3 separate regions of the Mus musculus genome follow, and regions 1 and 2 are each linked to region 3. The links are chromatin loops, found by intact Hi-C in ENCODE. Cell type or tissue: left cerebral cortex. All regions are shown on one strand.

What was found. Peaks named below come from ENCODE experiments on the same cell type or tissue, not always from the same donor. Only the 100,000 strongest peaks of a DNase experiment are listed, where the experiment ranks them.
Region 1: a loop joins it to region 3, with 8 times the contacts of the local background. A loop is called at or near these places in 8 of 42 quality-filtered maps.
Region 2: it touches region 3 in a loop (4-fold over the local background); 3 of 42 quality-filtered maps call a loop at or near these places.

Annotation. Positions count from the first base shown.
Region 1 is chr17:42,779,274-42,787,273 of GRCm38, forward strand. It overlaps a transcript of Cd2ap not described here. Among named protein-coding and RNA genes, the nearest start is that of Adgrf2, 41 kb to the left of the region's middle. In left cerebral cortex, a CTCF peak has its summit at 3,068 (motif pointing left); a DNase peak (open chromatin) is centred at 3,068.
Region 2 is chr17:42,114,122-42,122,121 of GRCm38, forward strand. No RefSeq gene overlaps it. Among named protein-coding and RNA genes, the nearest start is that of Ptchd4, 200 kb to the right of the region's middle. In left cerebral cortex, no CTCF peak of the experiment used is centred here; no DNase peak of the experiment used is centred here.
Region 3 is chr17:42,608,841-42,616,840 of GRCm38, forward strand. It overlaps Opn5 (opsin 5), which reads right to left and starts at 2,473. Exons shown (of 7, transcript NM_181753.4): 1 at 2,340-2,473. The coding sequence starts at 2,469. In left cerebral cortex, a CTCF peak has its summit at 4,412 (motif pointing right); a DNase peak (open chromatin) is centred at 4,405.

The sequences.
Region 1 (8,000 bases), 170 kb after region 3:
CTTGATCTTACAAACTAAGAATAAGCATCTTTGGCAGACAGACATTTTTGCTACTCACCCTCACTCTTTTTTCTAGCTGGGATGGAGATATAGTATGTTTTCTTTAAAAAACAAAATCAAAAACCACACATTAAGAATGTCTGACTCTGAATATAGACAGGGTATAGTTCTTGACTCATTCCCTAATATGTTACACAAAGACGATCTCCTAACATAACACTATGAGAAAAACTCATACTATCATAGATTTTTAGTTGCATCCAGATAAATACAAGATTTGGTATTTATGGCCTTACATGGCCATTTAAAAATCAATACATCTATTAGATTGCTGGGCAGTGAGGGCACACAACTCTAATCCCAGTACTTGGGAGGCAGAGGCAGGCAGATTTCTGAGTTCCAGGCCAATCAAGGTTTCACAGAGACTCATCTCAAAATAAATAAATAAATAAATAAATAAATAAATAAATAAGATTAGATTAGATTAGATTAGATTAGATTAGATTAGATTAGATTAGTTCACATACTATTGATTGGGTATGTTGTTTCCAAAATCCAGGTGTCGTAATGTGATACCATTGAGATGTGATGGGAGGCCTGTAAGAAGTGGATAGGCAGTGCTCTTTCCTGAGACGGTTAAGGCTCTTAGAAACAAGACTGTATAGGGGCTGAGGATATGGCTCAAGGGTTTAGAGTGCATGCTATTTTTGCAGAGGAACTGGGTACCCAAGCTGGGGCTCATAACCATCTGTAGTCCCATCACTGTGGGATCTGATGCCCTCTTTTGGCTACCATGAGCTATGTATTCATATTCACATACACATGGAGGGAGATGTACAGACACATAAATAAACATAAAATTTTATTTTAAAAGAAAGAGAGAGAGATTGTCTGCAGCACTTGGCAGTTTGCTCTTCCCTGCTCCTTCTCTTCAGAAACCTTAATCTTTGACTTCTAGTCTCACATGGGAGAAATAAATTCTTGATCTTCACTAATTATCCAGTTGCCCAGAACAGTATTCTGTTCCAGCAGCATAAAGGAGACTGTAGCCTGGCATATCTTAAGTCCTTGATAAGCATTAGCCATCACTGCTACTGCTTAACTGTTAGCATTACTCCTGGGCTTCTTCCACTACTATGTTCTTCTAGGATGGCTTGGAGCATACATGCCTCGAAGAAGAGAAGGAGAACAGAAAGAAAATGGAAAGAGTTTGAGGGATTTCTACTTTGTGCAAACAAAACAAAACAAAACAAAACAAACAAACAAAAACCCAAAAGGAAAGAAAAGTTCCATCCAGGACAATACATCCACGTGAGGAGGATGTTGTCTGGTTACTATCGTGTCCCCTGGTTTTAGTTTCCCTGCCCTGCCTCCCTATGGACATGAATTGAGTGTTCTCTACAATACAAAGTTATCATTCATACTAGAGTGAACTCATTGCCCAGGAACCCTAAGGTCAACCTACTCATGACCTGTGAAGACTGAGATAAGTCTTAAGAGAATGTGTGAGGCTGAGTAGCTCATTGGGTAGAATGTTTGCCTAGCATGCATGGAGCCTGGGATTCAATTCTCAGTACTAGATAAACCAAACATGGAAGGCCCACACTTATAATCCCAGAACTTGGGACATGGAGGCAGGAGTACCAGAAGTCCAAGGTCATCCTTGGTTACATTGTGAGTTTCAGGCAAGCCTGGGCTATGTGAGATCCTATCTCAAAAAATCAAGAGGAAGAGGGAGAGGGGGAGGGGGAGGGGAAAGGGAGGGGGAGGGGGAGGGGGCAGAGGGGGGAAGGGGAGGGAATGTGACATGTGGTTATATCTATAAATCCTGATACTTGAGAGGCTGAGCTAAGAGAATCACATTTGAAACCAGCCTGGGCAACATAGAGAGATGTTGTCTGGGGTAAGGGGCATATAATTGGCCCAAGTTATTTGCATGATCATCGGTGGAATGAAAATGCACTAGAAATGTGTGCAGTGATCTAAAACAAATGCACGTTGTTTTATTCCATTTTTCTGTTTCTTGCTTCCCTCCATAGCAACACTGTCGATTATCTTGGCAAGAGTAAAGAAGCAATCCCATTTACATCTGAACAATATTCTCTGGGCTGTGACCAAATACTTAACAAAAGTAATTTAAGAAAGGAAGGGCTTCTTCGGGCTCCTGGTGGGTGGGTACAGGCCATCAGGTCCACGTAAATCACTTCCTGCCCCTACCTCCCAAGTGTTAAGTCCTCTTGGAAAGAAAAGTTATTTCCTACTTAGAAGTATATCAGCAAATAAATGTGCTTCTTCTTGCACTGTCTTGGTACCAGAGTGCCTTAGGGCTGCCCTCCCTAGGGACTATAGTATGTTCTGTGGATTCCTGTAGGCTCCCAGGGGAAGACAGGAGCAGAGAAACAGAAGATAGCCTATCCAGAAACTCATCAAGATATAGCATGCTGCACTGTGAGGTTGGTACGTAAGGAACTGTAGAAGGGATGCATTTCTCTCTTGGCTATTGTAGAAGTGCATTGCAGGACAAAGAGAGGTAGAACTCAGAATGGCAGAGGAGAGGATAGAGAGTGGCAAAGATGGAAGAAGGACTGTGAGTCTCTGCAGAAGCCCAGGCGGAGTCGAAGGTACACCGTCTATGTGCAACTGGATTGATAGGACAGCCATACATACAGCTTTGTGGCTGCCTTAGGATCTGAGTGTTTTCCCAAACCTTTGCCTGCCCTTGCATTCCACTCCAGGGTAGTACAAGAAAAATAGCTTTAAGTGGTAGCAGAAAACTTTCTTAGTATCTCTCAATGGTAAGAGAAACCACCCAATTTAGGTGACTTACAGAGTGCTTTCTGATCCTGAGAGCCAGTTTTCAAAGCCAAACTGGTCTGATTCAAAAGCCCTCAACCCCATTCCTCGGGCAGTGGCAGTTTTGCTTGGGGGGGGGGGGTGATAATCCATGGGAATAAAAAGGCATTGTCCAGGTTCTGGGTAAACTCCATAGATGGAGCCCTTTATGACTTTATGCACAAGTACTGGTTTCAAGAGGCCACACCAAAATCATTGAGCCTTGACTGCCACCTAGCGTTCACTTTTAGACACTGAGCAGGACCAGCCATGGCAGCCATTTGAAACTAGAAAGATGTGCAGTACAAGATAAGGAATGTCCCCTAAGGAAGAATTGTAGGAGCCAGAGGGGTCAAAGACACCACAAGAAAACCCACAGAATCAACAAACCTGGGTTCACAGGAACTCACAAAGACAGAACTACCAACCAGGCCCTCCATACATACGTTACAGTTGTGTACTTGGTCTTCTTATGGAACTCCTAACAGTGGGAGTCTCGGTCTCTCTTGCCTGCTTTTGGGAACCCTTTCCTCCGACTAGGTTACCTGGTCCAGCTTTAATACGAGTGGAGGTGTCTAGTCTTACTTCAACTTGATATGCCGTGGCATGGTTGGTGGATATCCATTGAAGCCAGCCCTTTTCTGAAGAGAAACAGAGGAGTAGGTAGGAGGGGAGCATTGAGGGGAAACTGCAGTCGGGATGTAAAATAAATAAAATAAAATAAAATAAGGAAAGAAAAATAAAAGAAGGAAGGAAGGAAGGAAGGAAGGAAGGAAGGAAGGAAGGAAGTTCCCTAATACTCGATGTGTGCCCATGCCATGCAGAGTTATCAGAATAGATTATGAGGTCATGGCAAATCATCCTGATTAAATTATGTAAGTTCTCTGACCACCAGAAACATCTAATGCTCAGAGTTCATAAATCGTCATAACAAGCAAACACAGAAGTGGAAGAAATCTGGACTCCCCCTTATGTCTCCCTTCCTATTATTATCCACACAGGAAGGTCAATAACACATCTGACTAGGAGCACAGGCTTCAAAGCCAGCTCAGGAGGGCTCAGAGTTACTGTAGTTCCATTTATTATTAGCTGTGTGGGCTTGGCTACCTCCTTACTCATGGTGCTGCAAACTTTCCAATTCATTCTTTCTTTCTTTTTTCTTTTTTTTTTTCCTTTTTTTTTTTTTTTTTTTTTTTTTTTTGGTTTTCCGAGACAGGGTTTCTCTGTACAGCCCTGGCTGTCCTGGAACTCACTTTGTAGACCAGGCTGGCCTTGAACTCAGAACTCCGCCTGCCTCTGCCTCCCAAGTGCTGGGATTAAAGGTGCGCACCACCACACCCGGCTAAACTTTCCAATTCTTAAGGGGTCAGCTGTATCTTGGTGCTACATACTTGCCAAGTTCCCCTCCATGGATATAAGAGGTATTGATGAATGCTTTTGTAGAACAACTCAATTTTGTTATCCAGCTGCACATTAATATACACATCTATGAGGATGCTCCAAACTGATGGCCCGTTGTGGAATGGTGTCAGTTTTCTGCTGAATAGCACAGGAGTGAGAGGCAGAGGGCTACAAATTCAGTTTCTCCCAAACACCCTCCCGTAAGGCTCTTGCGGTTAATTTAATGAGACCTAGATCACCTGGGAGATAGACCACTGGACATGCCTAGTTAATAAGTTAATTAACTGAGATGGGAAGACCAACCAACCCCTTGAGAGATATAACAATCTCTAGGCTGGGATCTTGGACTGCATAAAAACTAGCCATGGCTGTTTTACAGCAAAATATAATGGTGCAATGGTGGCACTCAAATGGCATGATCAACCTCTCTGTAACTGGATGGGAGCCTCACTCAATAAGGAGTCGTGCCTGATATTGAAAACCTACCCAGCTTCCTGGGTCAAGCGAGGTCATAATCAGTTAGAAAAGAATCTACTGAGGGTGGAGAGATGCCTCAAATCTCTCAGTTTCTATTCCAAGCACCTACTCACGTGGCAGCTCTCAACTGTCTCTAACTCCAATTCCAGGCAAATCCAACACCCTCATGCAAGCAAAATACAGTTGTGGTAATTTTTAAACCTCAATCAGTGGTTTCTATCCCCGCTTTAAGTCATTCAGTCCCCAGATTAAAAAAAACATAAAATATTTATATTTATAATAAGCCTTTAAAGCACTAGAGTTGGGCAGATATCTACCCTCTAAGCTATTAGCTATTCTTCTTCCCTATCAATAACCCCACGTTATAACTTGCCATATTCCATCTGGGCTGCTCTTAACTGCAACTGGTCAGCCCTCATGGCCATGTTTTCATGACTCACCTACCCCATGGTGTTTTCTCCTCTCTCTTCTCCCTCCTATGGCCTCCTTAGGCCCCAGCCTAGGAATCAAAACCCCAGCTACCTCTCTTCTACACAGCTATTGGCTGCCAGCATCTTTTTTCAACCAATAGTTTTTAATTAAGGCACAAGGTCACGGAGCATTATTTTGTGTACATGTGGATTCTCTCTCAGGGCAACCAGGGTCAGTATTCAGCATTGTAATACATAGCATCAGACACACCTTCAACAAAAACAACAATGCACATAAAAAATTAAAAGGAGTAATCAAAAAAATTAAAAGATTCTACTACCCACTACTATGCTAGACCACCATACTACTACATTCTAAATCTTATTTTTCTGCCCACGGGTAAGAGTAGCTACCATCCCTCCTCCAAGAAGCTTCTTTTTAGCAAATAGCATAGCAGAAAACCACAGCTGGATACAATGCAGAGATGAAGAGTTCATGGCAGCCCAGCTCCAACAGAACATCTACATCCCAGATCCTGCATCTATGGATCAGAGAACATCGTGGAAGAGAGCTTGGGAAGACTGTAAGAGTCAGAACACTAGGACGTCTGTGGAAGTCTGTCGTGAAACAGTCTCTCCTAGAAATGGCGACAAAAACAATGGTGGTATCAATGGGCATGTTGATGTGGGAGGGGGAAATTTCTCCAGAATTTTTCCCCCTAGACGAAGAACTACAGACAACTAAAAGCTTCTGGGAGAAGAGTCTCTCTCTCCCAGGGATGAGCCCCTTTATCTGTTGTCCATGCTGAGTGGTCAGCCCTGAAACTAGATAGAAACAAAAAGGGCTTCAGCAAGCTCCATATATATTTGTGCATACACATACATTCATACATCCTATGGTGGTTTAAATGAGAAGCCCTCATAGGATCATATATGTGATTGCTTAGTCCCTAGTGGACAGAACTGTTTTGGGTAGGATTGGGAGCTATGGCCTCTTGGAGATGTGTCACGAGGGGTAGACTCCGAGGCTTCAAAAACCCCATGCTGGTGGCCCAGTCTCTCTCCCTTCTCTCTCTGTCTCCAACTTTTGGATCAGGATATAAGCTCTCAGCTACTGCTTCGGCACCATGCCTGCCTATGTGCCACCATGTTCGCTGCCATAATGGTCAAGAGCTAACCTTCTGAAATTGTAAGCAAACAGCCCATTAAATGTTTCCTTTTATAAGTTGCTCTGGCAATGGTTATCTCTTCGCTGAAATAGAAAAATAGCTAAGATAGCATCCATACATCCTTTCTGGCTCTCAGACTTCAATTTAATAGGGCTTAGAATCAGTGGGGTTTCTTTCCATCTGCCGTTTGCCTGCTAGATGACACTGGATTTGGGACAAAGATGATTAATTGGATGATCCTTTGAAATAAGACACTCAGGCTGGAGAGATGGCTCAGTGGTTAAGAGCACTGACTGCTCTTCCAAAGGTCCTGAGTTCAAATCCCAGCAACCACATGGTGTCTCTGTAATGGGATCTGATGCCCTCTTCTGGTGTGTCTGAAGACAGCTACAGAGTACTTAAATATAGTAATATAATAAATATAATAATAAATAAATCTTTTTTAAAAAAAAGAAAAGAAAAAGACACTCATCTGCTACAAAGACTGGGGAGGCTTCTCCTGAGTCTAAGTCAAGTGTACTCAAATTCTCCCAACTTGCAAAGCTTCTGGGATATGTGTTCAGTATCTGCTGTGGTTCTTTTCATTCAGGAGGAAATGCTTTCAAATTTGCTTATTACACTTTGTGTGTATGTGTGTGGGCACAAGTATACTATGTGCCTTAGTCAGAGTTTCTATTCCTGCACAAACATCATGACCAAGAAGCAAGTTGGGGAGGAAAGGGTTTATTCAGCTTACACATTCGCATTGTTGTTCGTCACCAAAGGAAGTCAGGACTGGAACTCAAGCAGGTCAGGAAGCAGGAGCTGATGCAGAGGCCATGGAGGGATGTTTCTTACTGACTTGCTTCCCCTGGCTTGCTCATACAGAACCCAAGACTACCAGCCCAGGGATGGCACCGCCCACAATGGGCTGGGTCCTCACCGCTTAATCGATAGCTGAGAAAATGCCTTATAGCTGGGTTTCATGGAGGCCTTTCCTCAACTGAGGCTCCTTTCTCTGTGATAACTTCAGCTTGGGTCAAATTGACACATAAAACCACCCAGTACACTATGCATATAGAAGTAAAAGAACAACTGGCAGTAGACCGTTCTCTTTTTCATTGTGTTGTTCCCAGAGATTACACTGAAGTGATCAGGTGTGGCTGCAAGTACCTTTGCCTATTGGGCCAGTGAGATGGCACCCACTTTTCTCTATATAATAGGAAGGATTTTTACTGGGTTTTTTTTTCCCCTAAAGTGTTTGGTTTTGTATGTTCACATGCAGGTGTATGGGTAAGCACACATGTAGAAGCAAGAGGCTGACATCAGGTGTGGGTGTCTTCCTCAATTTCTTCTCCACTGTTTTTGAGGCAGAGTCTCTCACTGACCCTGAAGTGCACTACTTTGGCTAGACTGGATGCCCACCAAGGCAAAGGATCCTCTCAGCCTCGCTGGTGCTGGATCACAGGTGTGCATTGCTGCAAACCCAGGCCCTCATGCTTGCCCAGAGGGCACTTTATCACCGAGCCATCTCCTCAAACCCTCTTTGTTTTATTTGAGGGATTTCTTATTAAGCAGCTTGTTTTTGAAGCTTGAATCCCAAATAACACAGTGGGGGAGAAACAGTTTATAGTTTAACAACATCAATTCGTACAGCATACACAAAGGCCCTTAAAATTACACATGAATGCATTACCAATGAGCACAGAATTGGAAACAGTGCTGTTAGGTT
Region 2 (8,000 bases), 490 kb before region 3:
AGAAAATACCACAAGATAGAGAGAACTCTCATAAAATTACACTAGTGTGGCTAATATGAAAACAGCCATCTCCCCCCCCAAAAAAATCAATCTATAGATTCAAAGAATTGCCTATAAAAATTCCAATGCAATTCTTTACAGACAAAATCTAGATATGTATGTGAAAGCCCAAAAGACAGCAGATATATGAGTCTATACTAATATATAATATATATTCATATATCTAATAAAAATGCTACTGGAGATATGTATTGCTATTCCTGATTTCAAGTTAAACTACAGAATCAATAATAAAAAGAATAGACACAGAGATCAATGGAATAGAATTAAAAATTCAGGTATAAGCCCACACACATACAGCAAACAGAATTTTTAGGAAGATGCAAAATTTAAAACATTAGGGTAGAGACAGCATCTTTAACAAATGTTGGGGAAATTTGTTATCTATGTGTAAAAGAATGAATCTTAATTCTGCTTGCCACTCTGTAAACAAGTCAATTCTAAATACAACAGAGAACTCAGCATTAATTCTGAAATTCTGAAACTTCTGGAAGAAAAAACAGGGTGCACACTTCAGGTTATAGGTTCAAGTAAGGGATTCCTTAATCAGAGCCAGGGTTTCCTAGGATTGGTGCCGACAATGAAGAAGTGGGATTTCATTCAATTAAAAAACTTCTAGAAATGTAAATGAGGAAAATACCTAATAAAAAATTGGAAAAAAAGGAATACAAAAAAAACAAAAACAAAAACAAAACAAAACAAAACAAAAAAAAACCAAAACAAAACCAAACAAAACCTAAAAACTTCTATCCTGCAAAGGAAACTGTTAATCAATGGAGAAGCATCCCATAGAAACGATCTTTTCCAGCTGTTAATCTGGCAGGATTGGTGTCTATAACATAAAAAACACTCAAAAAGTAAAACACCAAGAAAACAAACAACCCGGTTAAAAGCAGGATATAGACCTTAACAGAGAATTATCATAAGAAATGCAAATAGCCAAGAAATATTTTTCAAAGTCTTCACCACCCTTAAAAGGACCACCAGAGGAACGCAAATTAAGACTACTTTGAGCAGCTTCATAGTCACATACAGCACTTGGGAGGAGAAGCAGACAAAGCTCTGAGTTTGTGGGCATCCTGGTCTGCAGAGTGAGTTCCAATATAGCCATGGCTACATGGAGTAACCCTGTGTTGACAAACCATTAAAAAAATGAGAAAAGAAAAGCAAAAGGAAAAATACAACAAATGCTGGCAAAGATGTGTAGAACATGGATCATCTTACAGTATTGATGGGAGTGCAAATTGGTGCCGCCATTATAGAAAACAGTCCCCAAGAATCAAGAATCCAGCACGCAGAGACTAAAAGTTAAAAGTGATCACAGCATTTGCCTCAGCTTGGCTGGTACTGTGTCCAACAGCTCTGCTGGGTTTATTTTTTTGCCATTTCCAGTGGATATGGCTGTTCCAGAGGCACATATGTGAGACTGTAAATCCAGCCAATAATTCATGGCTGTGGGGCTCATGGGACATAGGGGTGAACATGCTGCTGTTATTCTTCTAAAGGGACAGAGTAAAAACTGTCCTTTAAAGTCATATCTCTATACTCACTTGTTACTGAAGCTATAATTTTTTATCAGAGAAACTCTGTGGGCAGTGTTTAACATAAAAACACACAATCAGTTGAACTGCAAAAACTATATTTCAGCCACAAATAGGTCATCTATACCACTGCCTGACCAACTGATCACTCCATAGCTCAGAGACCATTGCAGAAAACATGTAAGAATTACAGATTGTGGGAGAGTTATGTAAAACATTGTCTTCTGGAGATGATATTACTACTGTACACATGAAGTTACAACAGCTGAGGCTGGTTGCAAAAACTTTAACAAGATCAGGTTATTCAAATTCTGGCATGGAGGCTGTAGATATCTCACAAATCCTTTTTTTGCTGGAAAATGATTGACAGTTGATGACTTCTGGTAAAGGAGGAGTTGCTTGTTTGTAAAGGTCGGTCCATGAGAGGTGAACTAAGCTTTAGCAGATGGCCCTATACATGTGAGTGCATACAAGTATAAAGAGACTCCATGAGTTACATTTAAAAAAAAATTGAGGACACAAATTTGGGGGGCTTTAAGGATGTGGGGAAATAGATATAAGAGGAGTTCCATAAAGCAGTAAGAGGTGAAAATGATCAAATACATTTATAAAATTTCCAATGAGTTAATACATTCTTTTTATTCCAGCTTTGATGAGCCCCACAACTAACAGAGAAACTATTGGCATTTGATAGCTGCCAGAAGACACATCTGCAAATTGCCAATGGAAATTATTAATATTATTTGAACTTGAAAATAAGAGATGAGAAAGAAGCAGGCAAAGTGAAAGACAATATTACTGGATGAATCACATGGGCAGCAGCAGAAAGCACCAGAGACTCGATTTATTGAACATTTACTTTGTACTACATGCATTACTTTGTTCTGTATTATCATTACATCTGCATAGTATGTGTACCCCCCCCTCTTTCTCTCCCCCCCCCGTGTGTGTGTATGTGTGTGTGATCACACATATAAAGATCAGAGTACAGTATTTAGGAGTTGATTCCCTTTCCAACTAGATATCCAGGAAATTGAGCTTAGCTCATCAAGCTTGCCAGCACATGCCTTTCTCTACTGAGCCGTCTTACCTGAGCCCTATGCCACCTTTAAAATATCAAGTTATCATAAAACATTCAGAATTATGATGTTGCGGCTGACAATTTGACGTGTAAATGTTCAGTAATTCCTTTGAGGTTAATATCAAGGTTAACATCTGGATTATAGCCTATTAGCTCCTGCTCAAAATGTGTGTTTAGGAAGATAGAATACTGAATGAGGTTCAGTCTGGAGCTGAAGCTTGGATTAAGGTTTCATAGGAGACTAGCATAACAAAACGCTAAATCTAGGGTCTACTTCTCTGAACATGTAAAGGCTCTACTTTTACCTTGACAATTTGTCTGTAGCAATGGTATATTCAAAGAGGGGGTGAGTTCTGCTCCAATATTTTCACTCCATGGTTGCAAACTTCCACCAGTGTTGTAATGAGGAAAAGGAGAAGGAGTCTCTGAAATGATATAAATCTAATATTGAACTCTCCTACTCTTGATGTAATTTATTTCTGTACAATCAGCTATGTGATAATTCAAGAATTTGAAGCAAATATTTTGTATTTTTCATAACTTTGAGAATGGCTAATTTGCAAACAGTTTCACTGACCTCTTATCTATTTATGCAAAACCTTGAAATATCAGCTCTTCTTGCCTTTTCATTCTCAACATGGCACTTCAACCTACCTGACCTTTTTCTTAACCTGAACAACTCATATCAGAGGCAGACTCCTTCACTGTACTGAATATTACTACAGTAAATTTCCAGAAATTACATACTTCAAGAGATCCAATTGTTGTGAGAATTTTTAAAACCTACCTATACATAGAAGTTGCAGAATGTCACCATTGGTGCAAAATACAGATCTCACATCAAAGTGTAGAAAAAATACTGTTTTCTTATTATGTATCAGTGATCATGATCTAGCAACATGAATTCAGGTTGCCCTGTATGACACGTTCCCATGGAGAAGTAATGACATGAACATGGGTGGGTCCAGACCAACAGAAAATTGTAAATCAAAGAAGTTTTCAAATTCATTAGAGAAAAAAATCAAGCAAGTTTAAAATATCTGCTATAAGTTTTAGATAATATCTAATGACCTTCTGAGCTTTGGGATTGATAGAAGAGTATGGTCTCCCTAGAACACATTCTGTATACTTTACCTGATAATCAAAGGGATGTTAGATCAGATATAGGTTAGAGAATAAGTGGCTGCTTTCCCATACCCCATTGGCCAAACAAACCATACAGCCTAGGTCAAAGCTAGCCATACAAGGATCACATTCAGTTTTTCCATAGGCAGAAAGCACACAGGGGTGAGGGTGGGGGTAATAGGCAGAATGTACATGTACAGAAAGCAAGAAACTGACAGTAATCATCTTAAACAAAAAATCCCAAAGTCTTGATACCAACCTTTAATACATAAAAAGAATCACTAATGAGTAATAATATTATTTACCCATACTTATACTACTATATTGTTGCAAGTATGCAAATTAATTGAGCAGAAAACATTTTAACTGAAATGAAATTCCCAACTGAAACAAAATGGATAGATATAGTAAAGACTTTTACCAGATAAAGATCTGTCAAAAGTAATTCTAGTTTGATCAAAGGATGCAGAAATGTAGATTAACTAGAAAAAAACTGCATGAAAATGCTAGGATTCTGTGACATGAGAAGCAAACACTCTGTATAGCTTTTGAGTCTCCAACTTGACTGCTAAAATTCACTGTGTAAAGCTAAGAAGAATGCTAAAGTCTTCTTGGTCATACATAGACAATAGGCTACAACCTAAATATAGTATCATTATTGTTGAAGAGTGTACCACATGAAAGAGGAACACTCCTCCACTGCTGGTGGGATTGCAAGCTTGTACAATCACTCTGGAAGTCAGTCTGGAGGTTCCTCAGAAAATTAGACATAATAGTACCAGAAGATCCAGCAATACCTCTCCTGGGCATATACCCAGAAGAAATTCCAACTGGTAATAAGAACACATACTCCACTATGTTCATAGCAGTCTTATTTATAATAGCCAGAAGCTGGAAAGAACCCAGATGTCCCTCTGGGTACATCTGGAATGGATACAGAAAATGTGGTACATTTACACAATGGAGTACTACTCAGCTATTAAAAAGAATGGATTTATGAAATTCTTGGACAAATGGATGTGTCTGGAGGATAGCATCCTTGGTGAGGTAACCAAATCACAAAAGAAGTCATTAGATATGTATTCACTGATAAGTGGATATTAGCCCAGAAACATAGAACACCCAAGATACAATTTGCAAGACACAAGAAAATCAAGAAGAGGGAAGACCAATGGGTGGATACTTCATTCCTCCTTAGAAAAGGGAACAAAATACCCATGAAAGGAGTTACAGAGACAGAGTTTGGAGCTAAGATGAAAGGATGGACTATCCACAGACTACCCCACCTGGGAATCCATCCCATAATCAGCCAACAAACCCAGACACTATTGCATATGCCAGAAAGATTTTGCTGAAGGGACCCTGTTATAGCTGTCTCATATGAGGCTATGCCAGTGCCTGGCAAATACAGAAGTGGATGCTCACAGTCATCTATAAGATGGAACACAGGGCCCACAATGGAGAAGCTAGAGAAAGCACCCAAGGAGCTGAAGGGGTCTGCAACCCTATAGGTGGAACAACCATATGAACTAACCAGTACCCCCAGAGCTCGTTTCTCTAGCTGCATATGTAGCAGAAGATGGCCTAGTTGGCCATCACTGGGAAGAGAGGCCCCTCGGTATTGCAAATGTTATATGGCCCAGTACAGGGGAATGTCAGGGCCAAGAAGCAGGAGTAGGTGGGTAGGGGAGCAAGGCAGAGGGAGGGTATAGGGAACCTTCAGGATAGCATTTGAAATGTATATAAAGAAAATATCTAATTTAAAAATCAAAAAACAAAAAGAAAGAAAAGAAAAGTATACCACAAAATTTTACGTCTTGTAATATCAAATTTCATTTGTGAATGTTACTGGGAAGTCAAGCCATAGGTATATAATTATAATTAGACAAGGCTGCGAAGAGATGGTTTCTATACTGGCATCAGTAGCTTTATGAATAGAGAACTAGAAAGATGAGTCCTTGCTATGTCTTGTCATGAGATGTCTCCTCTTAGGTTGTGATTTATCCCAAGCCCTCACCAGATGAGGAACAGATATCATGTCAAAACTATGTCACTAGATTTTCCAGCTTCTAATGCAACAACACAAATAATTTTCTATACATTATGAATAATCTAATTTTTGTCATTTTGTTTTAGCAATATAAAATGTAATAGTTTTAGCAACCACACCCCAAAAAATATTTCTTAAAATCTCACACAAATACACAGGCAGATTAATTCTGTGCTACAGCAAGGACTTTAAACTGCATAATGGAATCAGACATATCCCTCAGCGTCAATTTCTCCCTCTAGTCAAATTGAAATAGAAAGTAAGTATTATGATGGTGCTCTGCACAGAAGAAAACAGAACCTTTTCCCAGCTTTACCCAAGCTTAGCAAAAGCCACAGCATTAATTTTGCAGTGGGTAGAGAATACCAAATTCAGCTACCTTATATCCTTTGTTAAAACTAATTTATGACCTTGAAATTCTATCTTCTAGAGGCTGTGCCCTTACAGGAATATCAGGTGCACGTAAGGCTTTAGAAAATAAAATCCCCTCATAGAAAAACTGCCAGTCTCACAAGCTGCTGGAAGTTTACTCTAGGCCATGGCTGGGTGGTTCTGGAAAATACTGACTGTGTATTTTACATGCTGAAGCACTTGTTTTATAAATCATAGAAAGCTTTTCTACAATGCTATAGGATGCAGAAGTGTGTTGCCTGAAGTCCAACATACAACACAAAGAAGAGCTTCAGAAAATGAAAGTAATGGGTATTTGTCACCTAACAGTCATCACATTGAACAAAATCCACAGGATTTTAGGCTTATATCTCTAAAGTTCTACGTTAATAATTGTACTTAAATGCTTTAACCTCTGTTCTAGTCCACCACATACCAGAGGTAGTGGAAAGGAAAGCTTAATGGAGCAAAGGTAGGTGTGGACCTGTTTAGAAATAGTTCTTTCTGGCCAAACCAATCTGCTTTGTCAGGATGTGAGCAGTTCAGTTCACACAAATTAGCTCTAGTAGTTTGATCCCCTAGCAAACACAATTCATGAGTCAGCAGTGGCAGTTTGATCCAGAAGCAATCTTGAGACTCCTGCCAATTGGCCTGTGTCCAGGGAGTTGGCAAGAAGTCATCAGAGCACCACCAGAAGTTCTTTAGTGTGTTTCTCTCTACCAATTCATGACAAAGAATGATCATCCATGAGTGTCAACGTGAATCAATACCATACAGCATCATCAGCAAAGACCGTGATCAGCAAACCCAATGAAGACCAGCAAAGAATGTCAGTGTAAACCAATGCCACACTGTCATCCACAGTCTGATGGGCAATTTTTATACCCTTTCCAAACATCATGTGTTCTCTCCAGCATCCCCTCTAGCAAGTCGTCACGTGCCTCTTTTCCAGGCAGCTTCCAGAGAAACACTACATGTATGTTCTCAGAAAAACATCCTCCCATGTGTCTGCTTAAGCAAAAATATCCTATCATAAGACAGTTTCAAGAAAAACATCACATGACACAACTGAATTTCCAAAGAAACCAAAAATGTCCTCTTCATAAGACAATAAGAGTCACATATGTTCTATGCTACCTGCTTCAATAACATGAGAAGCATCTTATTGTGCTTCAGGAGGATTCTTAACATTTTACGATGTTTGAATTGAGCATACATGGATTATATTTTGAGTTTCTGTTCTTGATCTTAGCCAACAGGTCGAGAAGTGATGTTTTGAGCTTCTGATCTTGGGAAAATACAAGCATATCAAAGTAAAATCGAGGCTTACAATTCTGATACTCTGTTCCTTGGGTGCACTACCAGCTCTGATGGTAGAAAAAGCTGTTTGTGGGCAAGTGTCAGTCTTCAAACAGCCCATGGCAAGCAACCAAATTGACAAATATAATGTTAAATGTTTTAGTACTCAGATTTGGGAGCCGTATATTACAATATCATCTCGCAACAAACATTGACAGATGTAAATGATGGATAGAGAGCCATTAGGAAAAGAGAACCAGAAAATTGAATTGAGAGAAGGAATAAAAACAGAAAGCCTCAGTCTATGTTATATAACAAAAATGAATAAATACATGCATAATTATCCAAATGTTAGTTCTTTAAAATAATATAAATAAAATAAAAGTAATAAAATTTTAAGACACTGAGGCTAGGGAATTAATATAACAACTATAACGATTGAAGTGGAGGAAAT
Region 3 (8,000 bases):
AGATGAGCATAATGAGACATCAGATTTATTTTTAAGACTAAGGAAAACAAAATTATGAAGATAGAGACTAGGGGGTGGTCTTTTTTTTTTTTTTTTTTTTTTTTTTTTTTGGATCATCAAAATCCTGTACCTTTTGTGTATAGACGGGCTGAAAAGCCTTCCTCTTAGGCAGTTAGTAAAACAGGTTTTAACATGGAGAGAAGAGAGTGGCAAACGGGCCTCACATTTATTTCTCCTGCATATCAATCTGGGGTTTCTATTCTCATTCTTCAGTTTCCCCGAAGATTCCTAGTATTTAACAAAGATGACCAAGAATGTTGCTTTGTCCACTCGGGCTCCTTAAAAAGGATCTAAACAAGTGACAAGCAGACATGGGTCTAGAAAGAGTATAAGCCCCTCCATTCTCATCCAAACCCACCCTTCCTCACTCACCCCAAATGATTTTTCTGTGACTTCAATTCACCTAGTACTCCCTTAGCTTGGGGACTTCCTTTCCAACACCTAAGTTTTAAGCTCCACTCCAGCACTTAAGTCTGATCTTGACTCCCTTGCACTCAACATGCATGAAATGAGAACTTTTCTCATTTCCCACCAACACTGCTGCACTCTCTTGCTAAAAATCCTTCAAAGTAGGAAGGGAATGGGCTAATCGTTCTCCCACGGTTAGATCGCCTAGAGCCATTGATCTGGTTAAAGACACTATTTTCAAAGCATCCCTTGCAACTGACTGGAACAAATAATTCTAATTTGTGAAATGATTCTTTGTCTGCCTTTCCTGATCACTGAGTTTAGGAAGACATGGTGTGGAGTTTATTCTGAGGCACTCTCGCTTTAAGCGTAGCAAAGAGTGGATACTTCATATATTTGTGTTCAAAAGGCCAAATTTCAATTAAAATGAAAAGTAGTCAAATGCTCACAGTAAATACGAGGATCCTTGAAATTATTTTGCAACAGAGCATATGATTTAATCTCATAAGTTCTTTCTGCCTCAAGCACTGACCATAGAGGGATCTATGGAACATTCTAGTGTGTTTTTTTTTCCAATTTCAGGAATTACATGAAATTCTTCACCAGTCATAAACAGATGAGAGAGGGAGGGGAAGAGAAAAAGGGAGGGAGGGAGAGTGGAAGAAACAAAGAAAGGAGGGAGAGAAAGAAAGGTTGAGAAAGCAGGCTGGAACCAACATCTGAAATATTAAAGACACATAAACCTAAAGATAGAACCCACCTGCACGCAGCTCACCCAAATTTAATATAGCAACTTTAAATTAAAGAAATGTGGTAAATATTTAAAGACAGTGCTACAATTTAGCCCTGGCTGGCCCGGAATTTTATGTAGACCAGTTTGGCCTGGAGTTCATAGAGATCTGCCTGCCTCTGACTCTCAAATGCTAGGGTTAAAAAACATGCCACCACGCCCAGACAAAATGTCATTGGTGCAAAATTGCATTGTGCAATTCAGTAGAAATATAAACCAGAAATGTGAGCTATACATATGTTGCTGGGTTTTTTTTCTGGTAGCCACATTAAGCAGCATAAAAGCACAAAAGAAAATTAGTTTTAATAATTTAATACTTAATCTACTAATCCATAAATTATGTATAAATCTAATCCATAAACTCATAATCCAGAAATTATGAGTTCAATGGACATTTCATATTTCAAAATATCAGTAAGATGTTTGTACATTATTTTCCAAGTACTAAGCCTTCAATAGGAGGCGTGCATTTTCACTACAATCTGCTCATTTGAAAGGTAACAGTTTGTCCACTCAGGAGCCATGGGTGGCTGCCAGTTTGAACAATACAGTCTAACATAAGGCAGATTCAACCCTGTGTGAGTTATACACAAAAACTCTTTTCACCAAAGTGTGGAATTTCATTGATCACCAGAATAATTTTTATCTTCATAGGACTGAGGTGCAACTTATAAAGCAGTGTTCACTGTCACTGTTATATTGGGCCAGAGTTCCCTCATTTATGAGAAAATGAAGCTAAAGTAGATGGTGTCTAAGAGCCATTCTTTTTAAAACAGAAAAATTATCAATTATCACTCTTTTGATAGCCAGAAATCAAACCTAGTAATCAAGTGACCAAATGAAGTAGCTTTGAGATAAAGAATTCACTATGAATGTTCTTTGGATTATTAATAGAATATTTATCCCTAATGAGAGCAACAGTCATTTTTTTATGAAACATTGATTGACTGTCACAATGCCAATTCACCTTCTCCACCTCTGCTAATACCCACGTACTTATCAGAATCATTTGTGCAAAATCAATACAGCCTATGAATTCTCTCAATGCAGCCTCTGACACAGAAGCATTAAGGAAGCTTACCGATTATTGTTAGGTAAAAGCCAGCCACTAAATCCGCTTCCCAGGAAAGTTTGGAAGCAAAAGGGTCCTCGTCTCGAAGATAGTGGGGCAGGCGCTCATCCTGAGGTAGGGCAGTGTGGTTCAAGGCCATGCTGGTCTCACACCCCCCAGGAGTCTGTGAAGCAAATCAGCAGAGATCTCAACAGACGGAATAACAAGTCCGTGAATCCGCTCACAAATGCATCTCTTTCCATAAAACAAAAGGCAAACTCCAGGGTCCCACAGGTGATTGGTACCTAGTGGAGAGATGTTCACCGTTGTTTTGTTTTGTTTTGTTTTTTTCTTAAATGACGTAAATACACCAACACGCAGTTGTTCAATTTGCAGTCTAGACAAGCCTGCATCTTCTCCTCAGGCTGCCTCTGCGGCTTTTCACACCTCCCCCAGTGAATAAAAGGTTGAAAACTAGTTTGTCCTATTGCTCCCTAGCAAACTTTGTAGAGCTCTGACGTAAGAAAACCCACAGTGAGAAATGTGGACACTGCACACTGACTTGCCAGAACACAGCATCCCAAGATAGCCCAAGCTTTCTCCATTCTTAACAGGCATGGTGAGCTAAGGAAAGAAAGAGTGTTCAGGGCACACGGACATGGACACTTCATGAAATGAAGCTAAGAGGTCAGAGATTGACAGGGTTAACCTAAGATTTAAGGCTGTTGATGAGTGGGGAAGGGGAGGGGCACACCAGCTTCCATCCATAGCTAAGGAGCAGTTATCTGCTTCGATAGGAAGGAGAGTCAGTTTTCTTTGGGGATGTGGCCTCTGGTAGGTTAATTATGGTCCAGTAAGTGGTCCTGCAACTTAAACTCAACACAATGGGCAACACAAATTAGACTTAGTGTGTTTAAAAAAAATGAAAAAATTCTCAAAGAATAAATGTTTGTGTGTGTGTGTGTGTTTGTGTCTGTGTCTGTGTGTATGTATGTATATAACTAAGGGCTGGGGGCTGGGAAGATGGCTCAGTGGATAAGAACACTGGCTGCTCTTCCATAGGTCCTGAGTTCAATTCCCAACAACTACATAACCAATCAATCCGTCGTGGGATCCAATGCCTTTGTCTGGTGTGTTTGAAGAGAACAACAGCGTACTCGCGTGCATAAAATAAATAAACAAATCTTTTTTAAAAAATAATTAAGGACTGGAGAGCTGTATCAGTGACTAAGAGAACACAACATGCTTACAGAGGAGCTGAGTTTGCCCCAGAACCCAGACTGGGTGGCTCACAGCCACCTGTATCTACAGCTCCAGGAGGGTCTGGCACCTCTGACTTTAGGCATTGGCACTTACCACACACACACACACATACACACACACCACAGAGAGACACTCACACACATGCATGCACAGATAAATATGCAGACACACATGCATACAGAGACACAGTCACACATGTACACACAGGATATACACACATACATAGGTACACCCATGTACGAATACATATACTCACACACTCACAGAGACATACTCACACATAGATATACACAGATACACACAGAGACACACTCATACATACACAGAAAGACACATACATACATACATACATACTTACATACACACATGCTCACACACACTCAATACACATACTCATACACTTAAAAGTAAAATAAATCTTAGGGAAAAAAATGGGCTATTTAGAAAATAATTGGGCCTTGATTAAAGTATACAAGGCTAGCCATGGGAAGGTTTAGAGTTTCTTAAAGCAGAGAACAGCTTATTTCAGCCACATTCCTTCAACGCCAGGATAAAATCCTAAGCAATGAGAAACTCTTAAAGCACGCAGAATTCTGTGCTATTTCTTTTGAGTTTTGATTTTGAAAGGTTTACAAAACGAACCACAACAACAACAAAACCTTTAAGTGACACTCTGCAGAAACCCAAGTCCCGTGCTGCCTCTCCCTAGTAAGGGAGGAGCCTGTGCTTCTGGGAAGTGACACACATTGCTGAGAACATGACATCCAGTGAGGCAGTAGCTACTTCTTGGTATTAAAGGAGAAATACTTTGAACCAGCTCATTTCAAACTGAACCAGTAGATGGCACTGTTCAGCCCTCTGAGACATTGGAAGTAAAAGGAATCAACTCTCCAGAGTTGTGTTAGCCTCACACAAGGAGACAGGCAATCAGTAGGTGTCACAGAGGTGCTTTCAGTTTCTATAAAAGGACAGATTTAACCCCTTTCTGGCAGACAGTTTACAGCCCGCGCAAGGCTTTTCAGTGAGAAATGGCATTTGGCAGAAGTTACTTACAGTTTGAGGACACTCTGCAATGAATATCCATTCCCATTCTTCCCAATTAGTTACAGAAAGCTAGCTGTATAGGAACCTGGCTGCCAAGCCCACTCCATCTCAAGCCCTGCCCATCCAGAGGATTTCTTTTAACGGTCAAGCTCCTGATTCCCCCTTATTCTGGTCAAGTCTGTCATCACAAGGTCCCCAAGCACTCTGGCTGTCTGGCCTCTTAGATGCAGAAACATGAGATGAAGCTGAGGCAGGTTTGGCACTCCCGCATCAGATCTTAAAAATTCTGATCTACGGCAATTTCTGAAAAGTCACATCTTACAGGTCCCCCGTGTTCATTAGCAACGAGATAGTGAATTTCTTTTCCTTTTTTTCGGTTTTACCGTATGTGTGACTGGCATGTTTGCAGCATGGGGACACATGTGTGGGGTGTACATATGGAGGCCAGAGGTTGATGTTGGTGATCGTCCTCAGTGTTTTTCTCCAGGTAATGACTTCTGATCAATACCCAAGCTTTCATAGATCACAAGTCTTGACAGCCAGCTCCCACTGGTGTTCCTGTCTCCTCACACTTGCACGGTAATTTATGTGGTGCTGGGGGCATCTTGTGGAAGAATTGGGGATAGAATTGAGTGAACCAGAGAGGTCACTGACACCACAAGAAGACCTACAGAGTCGACTAACCTGGACCCATGGGGGCTCACAGAGACTGAACCAGCAACGAAAGAGCATGGAGGGGCTGGACCTAGACCCCCTACACATTCGTATGTGCTGCTTGGTCTTTGTAATTTACATGCAGTAGTTCTTCAGCTTGGGCAAATACAATTGAGGGAAAAGACCATTTCCTCCCCCAGACTTTGGACAGATCAGTAATGTGAAATCTCATCTGCTTCTGATGCCATGCCCTTGACTCACCCTCCTGGACTGTAACCCTCTGAAACTGTAAACCCAATTAAATGCTTTCTTTTATAAATAGTAGTAGTAGTAGTAGTAGTAGTAGTAGTAGTAGTAGTAGTTACTTAAGTTTTGAGACATCTCATCCTCAACACAGTAAATTTGCAAATTGTAGACATTGAGGCAAGAAGCCCTGTCTAATTTTTACACACAGGAATACTTATTTTCTAAAACTTGCAATTCCTTTGATTTTTCATATTAGCATATGCCTTTAAGCAATGAAATATACCCCATTGCTCCCACCATTTAGTTACTGATTCTTTGACAATAAATAAAACAACCTACGGCTTTTTCATAACACTTCACTATTTTAAAAAAGCCAAAATCATCTCCTATCCCTAATGATGCCTAGAAGTTTTAAATAACTCTTAGATTCCTACAAATAATATGGCAATATAAATATATCTTCTAGCCTCTATGGATCTTTATTTGAAATCAAGGGATAACTTGAGGCATAACTAGACAAGTTCTCTCATGTCTAAACACAGGGGTCTTATAAAATGGTTTGGTGGCAGATATGGGCAAGTGTATTTTATAAGGTCACACTCCCAAGAGAAAACATACACGCACAAGTTAGTACATAGGGGAAGAGTCTAATTTGCCGGTTTTACTAATACACAAATTATCTTCAAAAATATAAAAATATTACACAAGATTTTTTTCTTCTGGCTCCCTAAATTTCTTGTAGTTTAAAATAGGAAATAACAAAAATCTAGGTAGTGTGGGCAGCAAACTTCCTGCCCAGATGCCTTTGGCCTTGTCTGCTCTCACCCCCATGAACTTTTGGCTGTGTGTGTATGTGAGAGAGAGAAAGAGAATGTATGTGTGTGACAGAGAGAGAAAGAATGAATGTGTGAGAGAGAAATGATGGAGAGAGAAAGAATGTGTATGACAGAAAGAATGAGTGAGTGTGAAAGAGAGAAACAGATAGAGAATGTGTGTGTGTGTGTGTGTGTGTGTGTGTGTGTGTGTGTGTGAGCGAGAGAGAGAGACCTGAGAACATGAGATTCAATACATCAGTACCTTAGAAAATTCGTGTAAGGACTCTGTGTAACTAATGACAGAAATCTCCCAATGGGAAAATAGCCAAGGCAGAGCTTACATCCGTCACTGCATGCATGGGTAAGGGAACTGTAAGTAATGCTATGAAAGAAGATGGACATCTAAATAAAGAAGCCTGGGAATGAGAGAGAGTATGACAAAGAAAGACAAACAGCAAAACCTGAAAACGTCAAGTGTGGGGTAGAATTCAGGAGTCACATTGCTGGTTTGCACAAGTCTTTACCAAATGAGGCCTACCTTTTTTATTATCTTAAAGGAGCACTTTAAAAAAAAAATGAAGTTCATCATTACATAAACTCCAAAGATTCGAGCCCAGCCTAGCAGGTCAAGAAACAAATGCCTTTCCCTTCCCCCAACCCAAGAGAATCAATCAGTGGGTCATAATTGCACAGGAATCAGCTTATTAAAGACCAGAGAGAGATGTGCAGGTCAGCCCTGACCCCTTTACTCTAATCTGTCTCCTCTCCACTCCAGCTTCAAGCTATGTTTTCTCCCACTGCACCAGCCCGGTGGTATCTATACCTTCCCTATAAAAAACTGAGCTGAGGAAATTTGTTGTGATGGTATGGTAACACTATTACTGCTACTTAGGGGCAGAGAAGACTAAGTACCAATAAATATTTTAAGTAGAAGAAAACCATAGGGAAATGCCGGGTCCAGCATGGCTTCCTAAGGGGAGGTGTGACACAGTTCCTGCCCCTGGAGCATCGGCAGCTCATTGATCCCCATGATCCTCGTGTCTGCTGATGACTGCTGTTGCCCAGAAGCCAATCTGCTCTCTTTACTGCTCTACTTTCAATCTTTCTTTCTGGGGAATAGACTTCCCCCCATTACTCGGAGCTAACCTTGCCATAATCAATGACAGATGCAGTTTTCAGGAATAGGGAATGGAGGTGGCAATGAGGCTATGGAGGATGGGGAACGGGTCCTCTGGATGGCCTTTAAGGCCATGGGAAAGGATCTAGACAACATAACCATAAGGGTCATAAAAGCCTACATGGTCCATTGTAAACATAGTTCATTGCCAGACTTGGCCTTGAGTCTGGAATCATGAGGAGATACAAGAGCTGTGCCCAGCTACCCATGTGTAAAACTATTAAGAAATGTGCTTTTGCTTTGTGTTTAGTTTCTTCCCTAAGGAAACGGGTTTTAGGACTGTTGATCCGGGAGTCATAGAAACTATGTAAATTAAAAATTTTTGATGATTATTAGCAGTGATCAAAGCCTTGATGGTATAGCTCTAGTAAGTAAAAGACTGGGTTCAGGCTCTCTCTCGTCATTAAGCTATACCCTCCAGTCCCATAACTGCTGCATTAATTAGCCAGGATGAACTTGGGGGACATCAAAGACAAAGAGTTAAAGTGGTCT